Regions from separate parts of the Mus musculus genome. Here all the other regions are linked to region 1. A link is a loop called in an ENCODE intact Hi-C map of the cell type or tissue named here. Cell type or tissue: left cerebral cortex. All regions are shown on one strand. Links, peaks and the distances in the headings refer to the core of each region. The heading gives the core; the rest is flanking DNA.

Evidence for each region. A loop is a pair of places that touch in the nucleus more often than their neighbours do. Peaks named below come from ENCODE experiments on the same cell type or tissue, not always from the same donor. Only the 100,000 strongest peaks of a DNase experiment are listed, where the experiment ranks them.
Region 2: it touches region 1 in a loop (7-fold over the local background); 3 of 42 quality-filtered maps call a loop at or near these places.
Region 3: it touches region 1 in a loop (2.6-fold over the local background); 3 of 42 quality-filtered maps call a loop at or near these places.

What each region holds. Positions count from the first base shown.
Region 1 is chr17:84,318,058-84,323,791 of GRCm38, reverse strand. The region is part of intron 28 of Thada (thyroid adenoma associated); the gene reads left to right. Among named protein-coding and RNA genes, the nearest start is that of Gm24492, 33 kb to the right of the region's middle. In left cerebral cortex, for the core only: no CTCF peak of the experiment used is centred there; DNase peaks (open chromatin) are centred at 1,412, 2,250 and 2,960; H3K27ac peaks cover 1,246 bases.
Region 2 is chr17:84,260,311-84,266,044 of GRCm38, reverse strand. All of the region lies in intron 30 of Thada (thyroid adenoma associated), which reads left to right. Among named protein-coding and RNA genes, the nearest start is that of Gm24492, 25 kb to the left of the region's middle. In left cerebral cortex, for the core only: no CTCF peak of the experiment used is centred there; DNase peaks (open chromatin) are centred at 2,310 and 4,528; H3K27ac peaks cover 246 bases.
Region 3 is chr17:84,271,120-84,276,853 of GRCm38, reverse strand. Thada (thyroid adenoma associated) reads left to right here. Exons shown (of 38, transcript NM_183021.3): 30 at 4,030-4,148. Among named protein-coding and RNA genes, the nearest start is that of Gm24492, 14 kb to the left of the region's middle. In left cerebral cortex, for the core only: a CTCF peak has its summit at 2,371; DNase peaks (open chromatin) are centred at 1,736, 2,421, 3,171 and 4,113; H3K27ac peaks cover 1,393 bases.

The sequences.
Region 1 (5,734 bases), core at 816-4,815:
CCTCTACTTGATCATCTTGTGTTTATAAGAGCCGTTAGAGGCCACTGGTGCCTCTCCACAGAGACTTCTACTCTCCCTACCCAAAGCTGTCTCATGTTCTGTGAGGATTCTGAGAAAACTTCATATTCATAGTCCCATACTTCATGCCCTGCTCTGATCACTCCTTGAGCCATTGCAGGCTAGCTCCTTCCCACCACTGCACTGAAACTATATCTAGTTTCCAACGCCCCTGAATGCTTTGCAGTAGTTTCTGATTTTATCCCAAACTGATGCTCATGCTCATGACTCCCTCTTCCACCGCCTTTGCCATTGTTTCTCTCCCCTCTTCCCATTCCTCCCCACTCTACCTTCCTACTGCTCTTCACTCTCTGCTTCCTTGTCCTGGCCTCAGCCTTTTCCATTTATTCCCCTGCACTCCCTGGGCTTGCTACACACCTAAGGAGTCAGTCTTGATCTCTGATTCCTTCCTTCCTTCCTTCCTTCCTTCCTTCCATCCATCCATCCATCCATCCATCAGAGACTTTCTTAGAGCACTCTCTGCCTCTCCCACAGACAACCAGAGGTCAGGTCTTGGAGTTGTCTCTGCTCACTGAACAGCCCTCCCTTAGGATCAACAGCAGTGTCTACTGTTACACTCCACCTTCTCCACAGCAGGACCTGACTGTGTTCACATTTGCTCTCTAATAGGAGCATTGCTCTAAAATAAATCCCTGGTCCCCAAAAACCTTGCAGTAAGTGTGAAATTAAGTGTTCTTTTTTTATTACTGATTAATACTAGTTTGCAGTAGCAAGTAGCAGCACTTCATGACAGGCCCTGGAGAAAATAAGTCTGATACATCTACAGACCATTTAAGTCAGGTACTTGCTCCTTTATTTGCTCACTCAACAGAAATGTGCAGAGAACACTGAGGCACCAAATAGGATGGAGAATTTGACCGGGCATTTTTCATCTGAGGAATCCTGGCCTGTGGTGTTTCTGCCTCTTTTTGTTCAGATTTCCCCATCCTAATTAGTGATAAATGGTACTTAGCAGATGTCTATGGAACATTTATAAGACCTTCTATATGTTAGCCTATTTAATCAAGACAACAGTGTGAGTTTGTTGTTGCTATTACTGTCATCTAAAAGGGGTGGCATGGAAATACGCCCTAGGTCATATTGCTAGTGTGAGCTAGACTTGGGTTTGAGTCCAGGTGTTGGCTCCAGAGCACATTGGCCTTGGTTTCCTAGTTCCTCACCCAACAACAGGCTCTCCCACCTACCTATTTCTGATGCGCTATCTGTGGAACATGACAAGCAAGTTCTTCATGTGCCAAAGGTAACCTCTAGTTTTATCTAACAGGTGTCTGGCTCGCCTTGTTTTTTTGGATGTTTCTCCTTTGGGGCATGATATTGGCAGTGCACTCGTTTTTCCAATCTGAAATCAGCACTTAAGGAAGAAAAATTGCAGTAAAATCCATCTGCTTGTGACAGGTTGCTAAATAGAATTGGCTCTGCAGAAGTCCTGAGATTCTTGAGAAATACTGAGACTTTGTTACAAAAGAAATTGTCCTTGTTACAGGAGCTCAGGGTCAGCATACACTTGCAGTCATCTTGGTGAAGAGCACGTGTGGCTTGAGGCTGAGATACCTAAAGTCCTAATGAGATTATTTGTGGGCTGCTATTTATGCATGCTTTCAAAAATAAATAAGAAGTTTTCCTTCTGACTCTAGTGTGTGTTATCCTGAGTTTCCACTGTTAAAACTTACATAATTTTGGACTTTGGGTTGCTGAGAGTGAAGGAAAGCCATTTACCTGCAGATTTTCAGTTTCCAAAGGACTCATCCATGCTCATCTGTTCATCTCTCCTGCCTTACAACAGAGTCACGTGGTTGTCAGTACACATCCCAGTGTTTGTGTTGCCTCCTATCTTCTCATCTGACAGTTCTAAGCCTACTCAGGAAAAGGCCAGCATGGATAAATAAGGTGTTTAAATGGGTTTCATTGCTGCAAGGTACATCTAGGAACCTTGTGTAATGATCTCGAGGGGCCCTAACAGTAGCAGCTGGTTGGTGTAAACAGGTTAGAATTCCCCTTTCTTGTCAGTTTTATGTTTCTGTGTACTGAGTCCCGTTTCTGTCTTTCACTGGCTGAATTCAGTTCAGTCTAAATATCACAAAACCATAGTTTGGTGCCCCAGGGGTGGGGAGTATCCCATGTTCATCCCCACAGCATTCACAACATCGGGAAGAGGTGTTGTGTCTAGAAGGCAGGGAAGCAAGCCTACGCAATCATGATCACCGCAGCTGTGCTGGGATAGGCCATCTGCTCTGGTGCAAACCGTGGACAGATAGCCAAATAGCCAAGAAAGAGCTGAGTTGTTACTGAAAGATGTGTCACACAGACAAAATAATTTACAAATAGTAGGCAGGAAATATTTTCAAAACACTAAGAGAGTCCCTTGAGCTGACCTTGTGGGTGTTGGCTTGTTTCTTGCTGGACTGTTCATTCATTTTTTTTCCCCCTATAAGAGTCATTATTTCCTACAAAACCAGAATTTGAGGTATAGCTTCAGTTGAATGTGGACAAAAATGATAAAAATGTAAAATCTAATTTAATACTAATTGTAATTATATAATTCTAACTAAGAGAAACTTTTCAAGAAATGGAATTCTTGGTGGGTGTGATGATGCACACATTTAAACCAGTACTTAGAAAAAGGCAGGTAGATCTCTGTCAGGCCAGCTAGGCTACATAGTGAGTTTCAGACAAGCAGGGCTACATAGTGAGACCCGGGGGCGGCAAGAGGATTTGCATTCTGCTGTCTGGTTGAGCTTGTCTCTAAAGTGGAAGCTTTAGAATACCGCAGCTTGATAGAATTCTGCTTATAAACCAGCCCATAGACCAGCTTCTTCATGCCTGCCTTTTCTAAAGCATTGATGACACAAGGCACTGGGTGTGAACCTACAGGACTCCCCAGGATGGCACAACAGCCTGGCAAAGGGAGCTGGTGTTGTTGGGCAATTGTGCTCTGATTTGGAAGCACCAGGCTGTGCATTCTAGAATGGGTGGCTACTCTGACTCAACCTTAGATAAATATTCCTGAATTCTAAGTAAGAGTTCCCACCCACACACTTACTTAGAATTCCTGAATTCTAAGAAAAAGTTCTTCACTCAGTTCCATGGAGTGAACTGAGTTTGGAAGGCAGTAAGAGAACACTTGGTACTAGGTACTAGGTACTATTCCTGTAACCACCCCATTTCCCTTAGGAGTGACTCTTATCTGGAGTGCTACTAAGCTGCTGCAGACCCTAGCAAGAACCAGCTCACTCTGAGGGGAGTGGAAACATATGAGGAGTTATAGTCTTAAACAGTGCCCACTGTCCATCGAATACTCTTAGATACCACCTTTATCTTGAGCTGAGGCTTGAGGGGTTTTCAGACAGATCTTCATTCATTAAGTATGTAGTTATGATCCCTTCTAAAACAGTGAGAGGCAGACTACACTTAAGTCATTAAGTGTGAGTTACTTTACATCTTTGGTCTTAACAAGAAGACAATTAGAAGACATTGGCAGATGATGCAGCATGGGGAGAAAAAAGCATGCTATCATTCTCACACTGTGGTCTGGTAGAGGACCATGCCTTTTCCCCACCACAATTGCTCCCATGCTTTGAGTAACGTCTATTTTTCATTTACCTCTCTCCTGTCAGAGAAATCATTCGAGGCCTTTTTACAGCTTTGACTCTTCCTTACCATTCAGAGAAGTCGTTCTATTTCCTTTGCAAGATGAAAGCTTGTCTTTGTCCTCCCCAAATAGTTCCAGGCTGCAGAACACCCAGAATCCTTGCAGATAAAAGACCTTGCTGATAAAATGCTAGATTGTTATCAGAGATGCAAGTGAGGGAGTCAAGTCCCTGCCATTACTTACCTCCTTACAGCTTTGTTTATATCCTGTTCATTTGGGGCATGTTTTTCTTGGACAGTTTCTTGTCTGTGCTCTGAACTGCAGTCTGAAGTCTGTAAACCTCCCAAAGGTCAGGGAGTAGTGGGTTCCTTCTTTTCAGACAGGTTTAATGGCGAGGAAGAGAAGATCAAAGTTTCTATCTTCCATCTGGAAAGAAAGGGACCAATGCTTGGTTTGAATGGTTAGTTCCTCACCTCAGGTGGCAAACGTGTGCGCTTTGGTTCAGAACACTTAGCCAGGAAGTTGCCTGGAAATAGACTGGCATTTATGTCTGAAGCCAAGCAGTGATAGATAGATTGGGTATTCAGGCACTGAGGCCAGGGGCCAGTTAAATCAAAATAAAACTACCTGGGAAGTCTTGACAGCATGATCTGCACATTTAAAAATGGCTGGGCTAGGCGTGGGGACATCACAGCACTCGAGAGTCAAAGGCAGATGGAACTTTGAGTTTGAGGCCAGCCTGGTCTACCTACTAAGTTCCAGAGTCTCAGTGGTTGCAGTCATTTTCACTTAGTATTTCCACCGAGTGTGTAGTGGTAGATAATTCCTATAAATATATTAATAACTGACACCACCTTCACTGATGGCTAACATATATGACATTGGGTTATACAAACATATATGCACACATATAATGTCCTTTGAGTTTCCCAAGTAACTCAGTGTGTTAGCATCTTCACATGTGTTCACTTACTCTTTCTGAAGTGTCTGTTCAGAGCTTTGACTCCATTTTTATTGAGTTGTTTGTTTGCTTCTAAATATATTCTGGATTCTAGGGTTTTTGACATAGATTAATTTATTTCCCTGCATTTAGAACCAGAAAAACAAAATTAAATTGCAGCAAGAAAGAGTCTAATTATACCAAAGGAAGTACTTTTCAACTGTTGTAATACTATAGTCTAAGTATGGGTTCAGGGACAAACAAAAGCCATGTAAAGCTTTTCCTGGGGCACTTATAGCGGAAGGGCTGGTAGTCTCTTAGCAGTAGTACTGCAGGTCTGTTGGGACGTGACGCAGGTTAATCTTCCTGGAGACGAGTTTATTGCTAACATGTCAATACCCTTCCTGTGTGGTACCATTTTTCTAGGCCAAAATAGTGAAACTTTTTGGAAGGCATTTCCATGTGCATTTTGTTATTTAAAGATTCATTCTTCCTGATTTTAGTTGAGTCGTTGCTAGGAGATAAAAGGAAGGTTACTTAGGGGCGTTAATCAGCCTAGCAGAGCAAACTGCAATCTCTGTAGGGCAATGGCCACTAAAGCCATGCTCCACTTTCTCTCTTTCAGCAGCAACACTTAGTATTGTGAGGCAGAGTCACTTAGCTCTCTGTAAGGCAAAATCATTAACCAGACTTTAGAGAATCCAGATGATTTAGAGGTCATGGGGTTGTTGTGGCCTTAGAAGGAGCGAGGGGGGCTTTAATGACAGGGTTCCAATAGAGTTAATGAAGGGCTTTTCTGTGTAGAAAACACTGGTCAATTGTTTTCAAGTCTGACAGAGGTCCAAGCCCAGGAGAACTGCTCTGACTTCGGTTAGTTCTAGGCATAAAGGTTTATCATCAGCATCAATATTGTTACGAGATCAAGCTATAAAATAAGTCACGAGTGTTGGAATCTTTCAGAAACATAACAGATTCTTTGTTTGTTTGTTTGGTTGTTTGTTTTGTTTTGTTTTGTTTTTGTTTTTCGAGACAGGGTTTCTCTGTGTAGCCCTGGCTGTCCTGGAACTCACTTTGTAGACCAGGCTGGCCTCGAACTCAGAAATCCACCTGCCACTGCCTCCCAAGTG
Region 2 (5,734 bases), core at 554-4,553, 57 kb after region 1:
TGTTCCAGAGGGTCGTGTTACATTTTCATCTTTTAAGATGTGGCTAAAGTAGAACAGGCAGTACTTGGGTCAGTTTGTTTATCAGCCTTTTCTGGGCGAGGCCAGACTGACTTAGGCACTGCAACTATTTCTTAAAACCACAGTGCAGTGTAAAGAGGGCAACAAAACAGGTTCTCAGGCAAACTCCTGGATCTGGGATTTAAATACGGAAAACCCTGTGAAGTCCCTATGCATTTGCAGAGATGTAACCCTCAGAGGTCAGGAGAACCCATCCATCTACACAGCTGAACAGGCGTGGACCCCACTGAAAACTGCTAATATCTGTACTCAGCTGCCAAGTCCTTGTCAAGCTTTTTCCTGGACCTTACTGCCTCCATGTGTCCAGACACTGCTTGTCATGTTGGACTGTCTAAAATAGAGCTGCTCAGATAGAACGTGTTCTCAGAAGTCACTAGTTAGACTGAAGGTAGGACCTGAGCACCTAAATACTTGGCCAGCTCCAAGTGAGAGCTGCTGTTGACCCTGAGACAAAGTTCATAGTTTATGAACTTAGCAAAGGCTAAGCCATCAGCCACTGTAGTTCTAGCACCCAGTTAGAAATGTTCTTCCCATGCTCATGGCCTTACTCCCCCTTGCTAGGCAGAAGCAGACTCAAGACTTCCAAAGCCATCAGGCCTGCAGCCTCTCCCAATGTCAGGGCTGCATGGTACCAGGACACTGTGGGAAAGTTATATTTCTTGGTTCAGGCAGCCATCCCTGTGGCCTCAGGGCCTGTGGGAGGACTGGTGCTCTGTTGGCATGCAGTTGGCTATTTGTCATTCTGTTAAATAAATCTTATAGTCTGATGAGGAAAATAGGCTTTTGAGAATATGAGAATAGATCTCAAGGTGAGTAAGAAAAATGTGTGTGTGTGGGGGGGGGGGTTGGTTGGTTGTTTCAGTAAAATGGTGTTGATGAAGGGAGTAGGTATGGGAGAGCTTGTGTTTGTGGGCCCACTCTAGTACTTGGCCCCTCAAGCCAGCTCTGACTTGCAAACTGTGAACTGTAACACGGCTCACCTCCTTCTCAGCTTCCTTTGATCACTCCTCCCACCCCTGTGTCCCCCTTCTTTACTAGTCCCCAGTAAGCTGAGTGCTGTTCCCCTTGAGGGCCTATGGGTTTAAGAATGTGAGTAAAATGTGCTTATAGAGACAAGGCTGGGGCTTGCTTGTGTGTGGCAGTCCCAGGTCTTCCCCAGACGTCTATAGCCAGCTTCAGAATCTGCTCTAGAAAGAATTCCATTTGCTTCACAAGAGCTGAAGACAGCATTTTTTTTTTCTAACCACCAGATTTATTCACACAAGAGACTACACTGCCAGGGCAGAAAGACTGGGGCTTGGGTCTGATTCTACTTTCCCATGGCCCCAGCCTCTTCCCAGTCTCCTGTGTTCTGGACTGCTCTCCTCCACAGGAAGTAGCTCGCTCTTTTGCAGTGACCTGAGAAACAGTGTGGCTAAGCCCTCAGCCTGCTGCAGCTTGCTGTCCCACCTCCATTGCCACTGGCAGGAGTCCAGCCCAAAGGGGCTGTTGTAGTAGGGTGATCGTGGGGCATTGTAAGGCTATCATTTGTGGTCCCTGCCAAGACTGGAAGACACGCGAGTCTCAACAAGGCTAGCTAGTCACGTAGCACACCTGCTTTTGTGGGGGGGTGGGCTGGGCTGGACTTGGTGCTTTCCGTTCCTTTTTCTCTTTTCTTCCCCCACCTCTCCTTTTTCTCCCCCCCCCCCTTCTTTTGTCTAAAAGGTTTCCCCAGCAGTCCCTCTTCTTGACATCTGAGGGACAGACAGATTGAGTGGGAATGTGACCACTGCCTTGCTCTCAGTCTGAGACTCTGGGGAGAGGAGACTACCATTAGGACTTCTTCAGTCCTCTAACTCAGCCTGTTGAGGTCACCTTCAACCTGGTGAAGAACTGATGGGGGAGGTGGGATTGGTGTATTTTAGATCCAGACTTCTTCCCTTTCAGACATCTCAGGAGTGTTTAAGGCCAGGACACCTTGAGATCCTGTTTGTATTTTTAAAACAATAGAAGTATGAAGTTACATTTCAACCCAAACCTGTGAAACAAGGTGCAAAACATCCTCTTCGTTACATACTGCTTTTGCAAATGCAGCAAGGAGCAAGCTGTTGAAGAAGTGAAATTGGAAGTTTCTTGCTGACAGCTGGGCTTATGCAGGCTGGTCGGGGTAAAGCAGTCTTATGCGGATTAGTATGTTTAACTGAGCCCAGGATCCAGATCCAAGCGTCATACTGCACTGGAAAGTGAAAGATAGTCCTTTCACACAGTTGTGTACCAGGCATTCAGTCCCCAACTGCTGATGCTTTATGCTCTTTAAATGCCGAAATCTGCAACCCTACCCTGGAGTTAGTAATAAGCTTGTTTGAAGGCACAGAAATAACTATCTTCCTCCACTCAGTGCTGTTGATCTTGGGAGAATGGGGGTGGAATGTTGCTGTTAGAAGTTTTGCACAATATTGTCATGGTCTGACTTGCATTTTCATAATACTATGTAGAGCCCTAGTACAGTATTTTTTTTTCCTTTTAATGTATATCAAGTTCTGTCTCTTAGATAAACCAGGGTCTTCCTTGAGCCATTTCCAGTGAATTAAAACCAATTCCAATTCACAGACACTAGAGAACAATGTAGTAGCGTGATGGAGAATATAAAATGAATGATACTTTTAGGGCACAGTGGGTGTGGCCTTATAATTCCAGCACTCAGGAGGCTGGGACAGGAGGATTGCTGCCAGTTCAAGACTTGCCTAGGCAGCATAGGGAAACCCTGTGTCAACAGCCAAAATATAACTATAAGATGGAAGATATTGTCCCTGTTTCAAAAACCACTCGGGGATGCTAGGGAGATGGCCCAGTGGGTTAAGACCACTTGTTATTCTTGCAGAATACTTGGGTTTGGTTTCCAGCAACTAACAATTAGCTGCAACTCCAGTCCCAGGAGATCTGGTCCTCTAAAGGCAGCAGTCATACACATGGTATGCAGACATACATATAGGCAAATACCCATATATATAAAATAAAAAATAAATCTCTTAAAACAAACAAACAAAAATGTCTGACCAAGACAAGAACAGATTAACCATAAGCAAGTAAGAGTTTAATAAGGGCTGAGATGAGTCACTGTAGAGCTGAGATCGAAGCAATAAGTGCGAGCTTGTGGGCTGAGGAGTCAAGGAAGTGTTCTGAGGGAAAGAGACCTTTACAGGCTAGGTGAGGTTTAATTGTTCGATAGGCTAATGCTGTGTGATTGCAGAATGAGAGAAGTTACATGGATACAGCCCAGCCTTTGTTGACTAAGAAGCAATAGCTGCTACTCATGCAGCAAGGAGCCTTAGTGCAGAGCTCAGCATTGCGGTGAGCACTCTCAGCATGGGCTAGAGCCACATTAGGGCCTCCGTTGTCATGGTCTGCTTATCATGCAGTCCAGTGTCATGAAACAGTTAACCAATCGTGGCGCTCAAATAGGTACAAAAGTACAGACAAAAAGGCTTTCTAGGGGAGCTGGATGTTTGAGATTAGCTTTAAAACAGGAGTGTGGTTTTAAATACCAGAGTGATAGGAAAGAGCCTGTCAAGATGGTGCCTCTGGATCTCGCATCATGAGCAGTGGGCTTATAGAACCAGAAGAGATGCTGTGCAAGATTGGGGAAGAGAACATATGGGACGGCCCTTAAAGGAATTGGTGCTTGGATGGGGAAGAGGATGGGGAAGAGAACAAATGGGACGGCCCTTAAAGGAATTGGTGCTTGGTTGGTCCAGGACTTTAAGAGACAATCGCTGGTCTCGGGTAGACACTGGTGAAAGGCAACTGCCTAGACACACTTGAAATCCAAAATTTCAGAAGCTCCCGAGCAGCCGTTTGCTAGTTACCAGTAATGGAAATATCATGGCTTGCATCTTTGTATTTTTGTTAAGAGGACCATAGAAGGAGTTTATACTTGGAAAGGGAATGTAAAGATTATCTCGTCTGGTGAAATTCTTCCCTCAAAAAGAAGCTTTTGTGGAAACTCAAGATGCTGGAGCTAACCTAGGAGAGATGGTAAATACAGTTTAGTCAGGGTGAGGCCTGGAGGCTGCCTGATGTCTTCCATCCCACTGGGAGCACAGAGTGGACTAAGGAAGTACCCCGACTCCATATTTCAAAACAGTGATCAAATAAATAAATAAATAAATAAATAAATAAATAAGCAGAAGAGATGATTGGCAAGGGGTTGGGCAGCCATTGTAACAGATGTGGTCCCCCAGAAGACAGCTCCACTTGGGGTGAAAGTAACAAACTCTGATTTACCTTTTGCCCGGCCTCCTGCTGCCTGATCATCCTTGTAGAAGATCCTGCAAGCCTGCACTGTTCCCAGGCCTCTTGCAGAAGCCACACTCCTATAGAGGACCCAGCTCTAGACTTTGCCATTAAAGGCTGCTGTTCTACACCTCTTCCTGAGAGGCCTGCTCCGGCAGGCTGCTGCCTCTTCTCTGCCAAGCAGTGTAGATTCTGGTGTGTGAGTAAGTTAGTTCTCCTAGTCACCCAGATGTCCTGTAGGAGTGATCTTTTAGTGCCTCTGGAGTCATTTACTCTGATACAGACTTTATGGCACCATGTCCCTTCCCTGCCTCAGTCTTGAGCTGATTAGGCCCTGGTACCCAAATGCCCTGTGTGGCCAGGGTTTAGCCCTCTTCCAGGAAGACTTGTAGGGAAGGGGCTGGTGTGTGCATGGGTGAGGGGGCAGTATGGGAGAGGCCCTGCACTGCCTCACTGCACTGCACTCCTCCCTGCCCCCTCAACTACCTGTGGGACCTAGGCCTCCACAGTGATAACAGTGGCCTGCAAGGCTGTGGGAGTGCCTTCCCATGCAGGCCAGAGCATGAAGAGCCCTCCCTCAGCAGCCCACAGCCTGTGTTCTGGGGAGGGCCTACTTCTTGAGGCAGTTTAACAGGAAGCCTCAAGCCTGGGGCTTGGGGAGAGCATACATACTATAGTAAACTCAAGGGAAGCACTGCCAGGCAGTCCCTGAAGCCCACTAGTGTGGCCTGTCCCATCCCATCCAGAGGCTCCATTTTTATCTTCAGAGCTGAAAGCTCTAAAGTTAGGATATGCCTGTGTGGTGTCTCAAATCTTTAATTCCAGCACTTGGGAGACAGAGGTTTAGGAAGATCTCTGTGAGTTTGAGGCCAGCCTAGTCTACAGAGTAAGTTTCAGGCCATCCAGAACGCATATCGAAAGGAAGGGAGGGAGGAAGGGAGGGAGGAGGGAGGGAGGGAGGGAGGGAGGGAGGAGGGAGGAGGGAAGGAGGGAGGGAGGGAGGGAGGAAGGAAGGAAGGGAGGGAGGGAGGAAGGAAGGAAGGAAGGAAGGAAGGAAGGAAGGAAGGAAGGAAGGAAGGAAGGAAGGAAAATTAGGGTAAAAAATGGAGAAGGCTAGAAAAGACATAGTAATAATAGCTTTGCAATGTGAAAGAGCCAAGCACATGAGAGGGGTATTTATGGTCTAATAGCTTAGGCTATGTTACATTGTCAGGCATGCTGGAAAGAGGCCCAACACTGGCATGTGTGGGTGCACACCAGCATGCCCTTTATGCTTGGCACACTGTCTCTCTTCAGGAGTTGTGTTTGGAACATAAATACAATGTGTTTGTCTGGAAAACCTTGACTCTATTCTTGGCTTTGCCCTGATTTTGGGGAGGTCACT
Region 3 (5,734 bases), core at 822-4,821, 47 kb after region 1:
ATCCTGACCCACACACCATGCTGATCTCTGACCAGTCCCAGTACATTTTTTAAATTAGGATCTACTTTAAGACAATGGTAGATTTATGAAAATATTGTGTTGGTAGTACAAAGATTCCCATGTATATTCCTTTCCTCTCCCCTAACTTTCTCCTACTATTAGTGTTTTTATTAGTGTGGTTCATTGTTAAAATTAGCCAACCACCATTGAATAGTAAACACCTTTTAAAGATTTTTTTTTAATTGTATGTAGATATGTGAGTGCACATGTGTCCATATGTGTGTGTGTGTGTGTGTGTGTGTATGTAATAAACATTATATATCTCTCTAGTCACAGATTGCAGAGATCTCTCTGTTCCCATTAGCTCCTCCTGAAGGCTCAATCACTGTCAGTTGCAGTCTAAAGATATTAAAGTTCAAACTGGTTGTGCTGGCACTTGCCTTTAAATTCAGCCCTGTGGAGGCAGAGGCAGGGACATCTCTGAGTTTGAGGCCAGCCTGGCCTATAGAGTAAGTCCCAGAGAAACCCTGTCTCAAAAATCCAAAAAAAAGGGGGGGGGGAGTTCCAAAATTGAAGTAAATAAATTTAAGTAATTTTTATTATAGTATATTGTTGTTTTCTGTTTTATTTCGCTTTTGTTGTGATTAGTTTGAAAGTTAAACTTTTTATAGATGTGTATATGTATAGAGGAAAAATACACTTACGTAAGGTTTATATTAACCAAGGTTTCAGGTACCCACCAGTGCCTTGGAATGTGTCCTACAGAGAGGGCCACTGAGCTGACAATATGATTCAGCCAAGCCAGGAAAAAGTACTTGTCATGCGAGTTTAACAATTTAAGTTCCATCACTAGAACTGATCCCCAAAATATGTTCCTTGACCTCTACACATGTGCCATCACACACACACTAGAATAATAATTGAAAAGACGGAGGAGACTACTGTCTTACTCTATTTAACATGAGGAAACAGAGGTTAACTTGGTTGATCTAAAGATATACATAGGTAGTCCCTTGGTTTACAACCATGTTTGCCCTCAGAGTGTGTACCATGTGATTGGAGTCTTACTATTTGTCTAACCTTGCAGTCTCCATCACATCAGGAGTCAAGGGAATAGAGGAGAAAGGTATCTTCCAGCCACGTGTCAGCCCTGAACACAAAGGTGGTACCTACCTAAGTGTACAGGCTCCAGGCGGGACTGTATCCTGAGACAGCTCCTGTCAGTAGAGACACTAAACCCCAGCATATGGTCGGTCCACTCAGTGCTGCTGAGCTCCTACCATGTACTGGACTCACAAACAGCAGATCATGGGAAGCCAGGCAGGTGATGTCAGTGGCATGCAGCATCAGGGAGGCTGCTGGGTTCTCACATCTCTAATCCTCATGACTAGAACCCAAACTGGGGGAGCAGGAGAAAGAGGCAGGAGGGAGGGAGCAGCCCTGCTGCTTGGTCTCTGCTGCAGTTACCAGGGCACTATCTGGTAATAACACTTGCTTAATAAGTATTTGTGGACTGGATATTTGAATGCTGTTGTACACTTGGGCCCCTAAACTGGCAGTATGCTTGTCAGCACTTTGGTGTGTCTGATGAGTCCTGCTCCTTCACTGGCCTGGCAGCTCAAACTTCTCTATGATTACTGTTTGCAAGTCATCCCAGGCCTGGGTTTAACCACACTCAGTACCAGCACTGTAGGCAAATGCGGAAGGAGAGAAAAGTGGCCTTGTGTCTGCCAACCCAAGAACCGAGAGACAAGTGGCTCTTTCCATCCAGACCTCCCTGAGCGTCACACTCAATGATTATCTCATTTGTCTTGAGTCCTTCAAATGTCATGTGAGGATGGTTGTGCATTCAAATCTTTTCATTAATATTTCTCAGAAATACTAATCTATTTCATGTTTGTTTGCAAGCCTCTCCATCTGCTTTGTCTCCTTTCCTTCCCTGCTCTGTTCTCCTCTGCTTCTCTAACAAGTGCTCGGCTCGGTTTGTACTGCACTGCCTCTTATACTTGCTTATGTCTACCAGGTTTGCCTACATGCCCCTCTGTGTACATTGGTCAGGTACAGACATATCACTCTCTGTCCTTGGTGAGTTACTGGGATTGCAGTTGTTGTCTGGTGTGTGCCCAGGGTGACAGAATTGATGGGCCTGTAGGCTGACATTCATAAGCCAGAACTACCAAGCATTTCAAAAACAGTCTTGTTTTTGCCAAGCAAGGTGAGCAAATCCAGGCCAGGGCTTAAACATCCACAGGGGGTTATTTCTAAAGTGATTGCTTCTAAATGAGAAGCATTTGAAACCTCACAGCTCTCTTGACAAGTAAATTCCACAGCCGTGTGTTTTGCTGGTGTCTGCTGATTAATTACAGCGCTGTGACACATGAAAGCCCTGGTGGTTGGTTTAGTGCAGCTGTGGAGAAAAGAAAGCAAGGCCTAGTGACTTTGCCAGCTCTTTTGGGACAGTGGGGATTGAGACCAAGGGAGGTATTTTTCCCTCTGGCAGTCACCGCATAGGAACAGAAGCCCCGGCCAGCCCAGTTCTCCAGGCTCTATGCCGGGTGGTTTGGTCCCTGCAGGCTGTGGTGAGGCAGCAGCATCTGATCTGTGCTCCTGAAAGAGCAGGTCCTTTGTTAGAGAAAGCGCTTCAGTGTGCATACAGGGGCTGGGCCCACACTCCCATAGACTCACCCTTCCAAGAAACAGTAGACTAGGCATGGTGACATACACCTGTAATTCCAGTATTCAGGAGGCAGGAGGATCAACTGGTTCAAGGCCATCCTTAGCTACATTGGGAGTTTGAGACCACCCTGGGCTACTTGAGTTCTTATCTAAAAAAGGGCAGAGCAGGGAGAGAATCTTGACCTGTGACTCCAGCTGTAGTCCCAAGGCACATGTGTAAATGCCCAAGAATATAAAGGGGCCTCTTCAGCAGTTGACTCTGGAATACTCCCACAGTAACATCTTCATGGCAAAGCAGGGAAGAAGGTCTGAAAGAATTTGCTCTGACAGGTGACTACCATGACCCTAAATGGGTTCATCTGAGCATTCAGTTGACCTGTGTAGACAAACAGCAAGAGGCCCTTATAGCTTGCTTTTTTCACTTGGCAATGTAAAAATATTTGCTATTATTATCACTTAAGACTGAGGCACAGCCTGGGAGGTGGTACCATAAGTAAAGTACTTGCACTTATCCCAAGAGCCCACATAAAGCCACATGTGGCAGCTTGTGTGCCAGCCCTGCTGGCAGAGGATACAACAGAAAAGAAAAGGGAAAACATTTTAAATTTCTTATGTGTTTATTGGCACTTTGTTTCCTTCATCCTTATATGCTTATGTAGGTGACCAACCAAACAAAGGAATTGTGTGCCATTGAGGCTTTCAGGCCAGAGAACCCTCTGTCTCATTCATTGTTCCCCAAAGATCTGTGCTCCTCACAGGGGCACAGTGGTCTAGATTGTGTGGCCAAACAGTGCCACCATCATACATATAAACACTTGAGAGACATCAGGCTCTGATCTTTCTGCTTTTAATTCCTGGTATATAACTGTCATGTAAGTGTCAAGTGTATGCCACATCTGACTGCTGTCCCTTCTGACTGCTAAGGAAAAGTTTCAGAGATTTGTTTACAGACAGTACTGCCTGCTTCTACACAGGTGTGTTGTGCTGTTCCTATCTCATTGGCCCACACTGCCTTATGAACCCAAGTATATGTCTAAGCCACACAGACTCATAGTTCCTTCCTGTGCAGACTTGGAGTGTAGTTTCTTGTAAGATTGCTGACATAAAGGTAATTCCACTTCTTGTTTCTACCTAAGAAGCTCTCGAGGCTGATGATTATGTGGTCACGGTGATCCTTGGTCTAGGGAATTGTGGGAGTGACCCAGAGCATGGGTTTGTGTGGCCCAACCCTGGGCTGCCCCCAGCCCCCCAGCCTGTTTTCTTGTGGAGACAGAGTTCGTTTCCTTTGAGGAACCATTTTGAAGAAATCTCATTTTCACAGCCAAGTATTGTTTTTCCTCTTTTCTGGTTCAGGTTTTTCATCTGTTACAAGCCTACATTACAGACTGCAGACACAGAACAAATGCAGATTTCCTGCAAGAGCTGAGTGATGTCACTGCTTGTACCAAAGCCAAACTCTGGCTGGCCATGAGGTATGTAAAAGCCCACGTGAATGAGGAGACAGCACTGGGTGAGTGGTGTTAGAGGGTTGCTCTTTCAAGTTGTGAGGAGGTTTCAGTCGTTTCCAGACTTTTTGGAGTATTTTAGACCTTTGCATTGTGGTGAAAAAGTATTTCTTGACAATTTTTCTAAAATTGCTAAGCGTTGGTGCTAGGAGTTTAATATATTTCAATAGTCAGATGTTGCTTACCCTCGCCAAGACCCCAACACTGTTAGCTGGTCTGCATTGTACAAACCCTTGGGTGCTTGAAGGCACTGAAGAGAAGGTAGAACATGCATGGAAGAGGGAACTGAAGTTTGCCAGGATTCGATGGGTAGTCGGCTTATGTCAGCAAAAGTGGAGGGGACCTTTTTTATTTTTTTTTCATTTTTTTCTTTTCTTTATTTCTTTCTTTCTTTTTCTTTTTTTTCTTTCTTTCTTTTTTTTTTCTTTCTGTTTTGCCAGTCTTACATGTGCTTGTTCTGGAACTTAGAATATAAAGTGATGTGAAGAGTAAAAACAACCTTCCATTTTATCATGTGTAGAGAAAACTCTTAACACTGTGTGCAAAATCTTTGGATCCCCAGATATTGGTAGAACAGTGTCTCTTCAAGGCTCCTGTAGGAGTTAACTTTAGCAAAGGTAGTTAAGAAGAGGCCAGTTGTGGGCAGTGGTGCGTGCCTTTAATCACAACACTCAAGAGACAGGCAGGCGGATCTCTATAAATTTGAAGCTAGCCTAGCCTGCAAAGTGATTCCAGGACAGCCAGGGCTTTCTTATACAGAGAAACCTGTCTGGGGGGTTGGGGGGGAGAGAAAGAAGAGGCCAGTAGTACTTAAGACAGCCCTGTGAAATGATGCCATAACCCTCCATGAGGTAGAGGAAACTGGGCAGGTCACACTGAAAGTGTGGCGAGCCACTGGTGGCTGTCCACCACGGCGGGTGTGGTGATAGGGTGTGTAGTGACTGTCTCAGGCCATACTTAACTGTGGGCGTGCTCACTGGTTGGGTCCTCTTTGTCTAAAGTGCCACTGAGGTTATGGAAGCTGCTCAGTGGTTTCCCTAAGTGTGAGATTGCTTGCCTTCTGTGTAGCCCATTGCCTTCAGCCTCCCTAAGACACACTTCCAGAGAACAGAGGCCTGGGGTCGCATTTGTGCCTTGTCTTTACAGATCTTCCAGCTGTTGTTCTGGGGTCAGGAAATGGAGGCTCTCCAAGAATTGTCTGCTGAAAATCATTTTTAGCCATACCCTCGTCGGGAGTTAAGCCGTGGCTCTGAAGCTTGTATAGGGAAGAGTCTCTGTCCCTTTTGCTCAGGCGCACCAGAAGTCCTTAGGCCATTCCTTCTTGGTGCATGAGAAAGAAGATGGAGGGACAGGCCAGACTTTGACGGGCACAGTTTGTTCAGTGCCTGGAGGTGGCTGAGAAGTCTTAGTTCTACACAGCCACTCTTCAGCTGGAGAGGGTCTTCCTACCTTGGCAGACATCCTCCATGGTCCCTGTCACTGTTGTCCAATCAACCTTGTCATTGTGAGCATCCCTCCACCCCCTTCTGAGGTTTTTTCCTCTGATTTCTTTA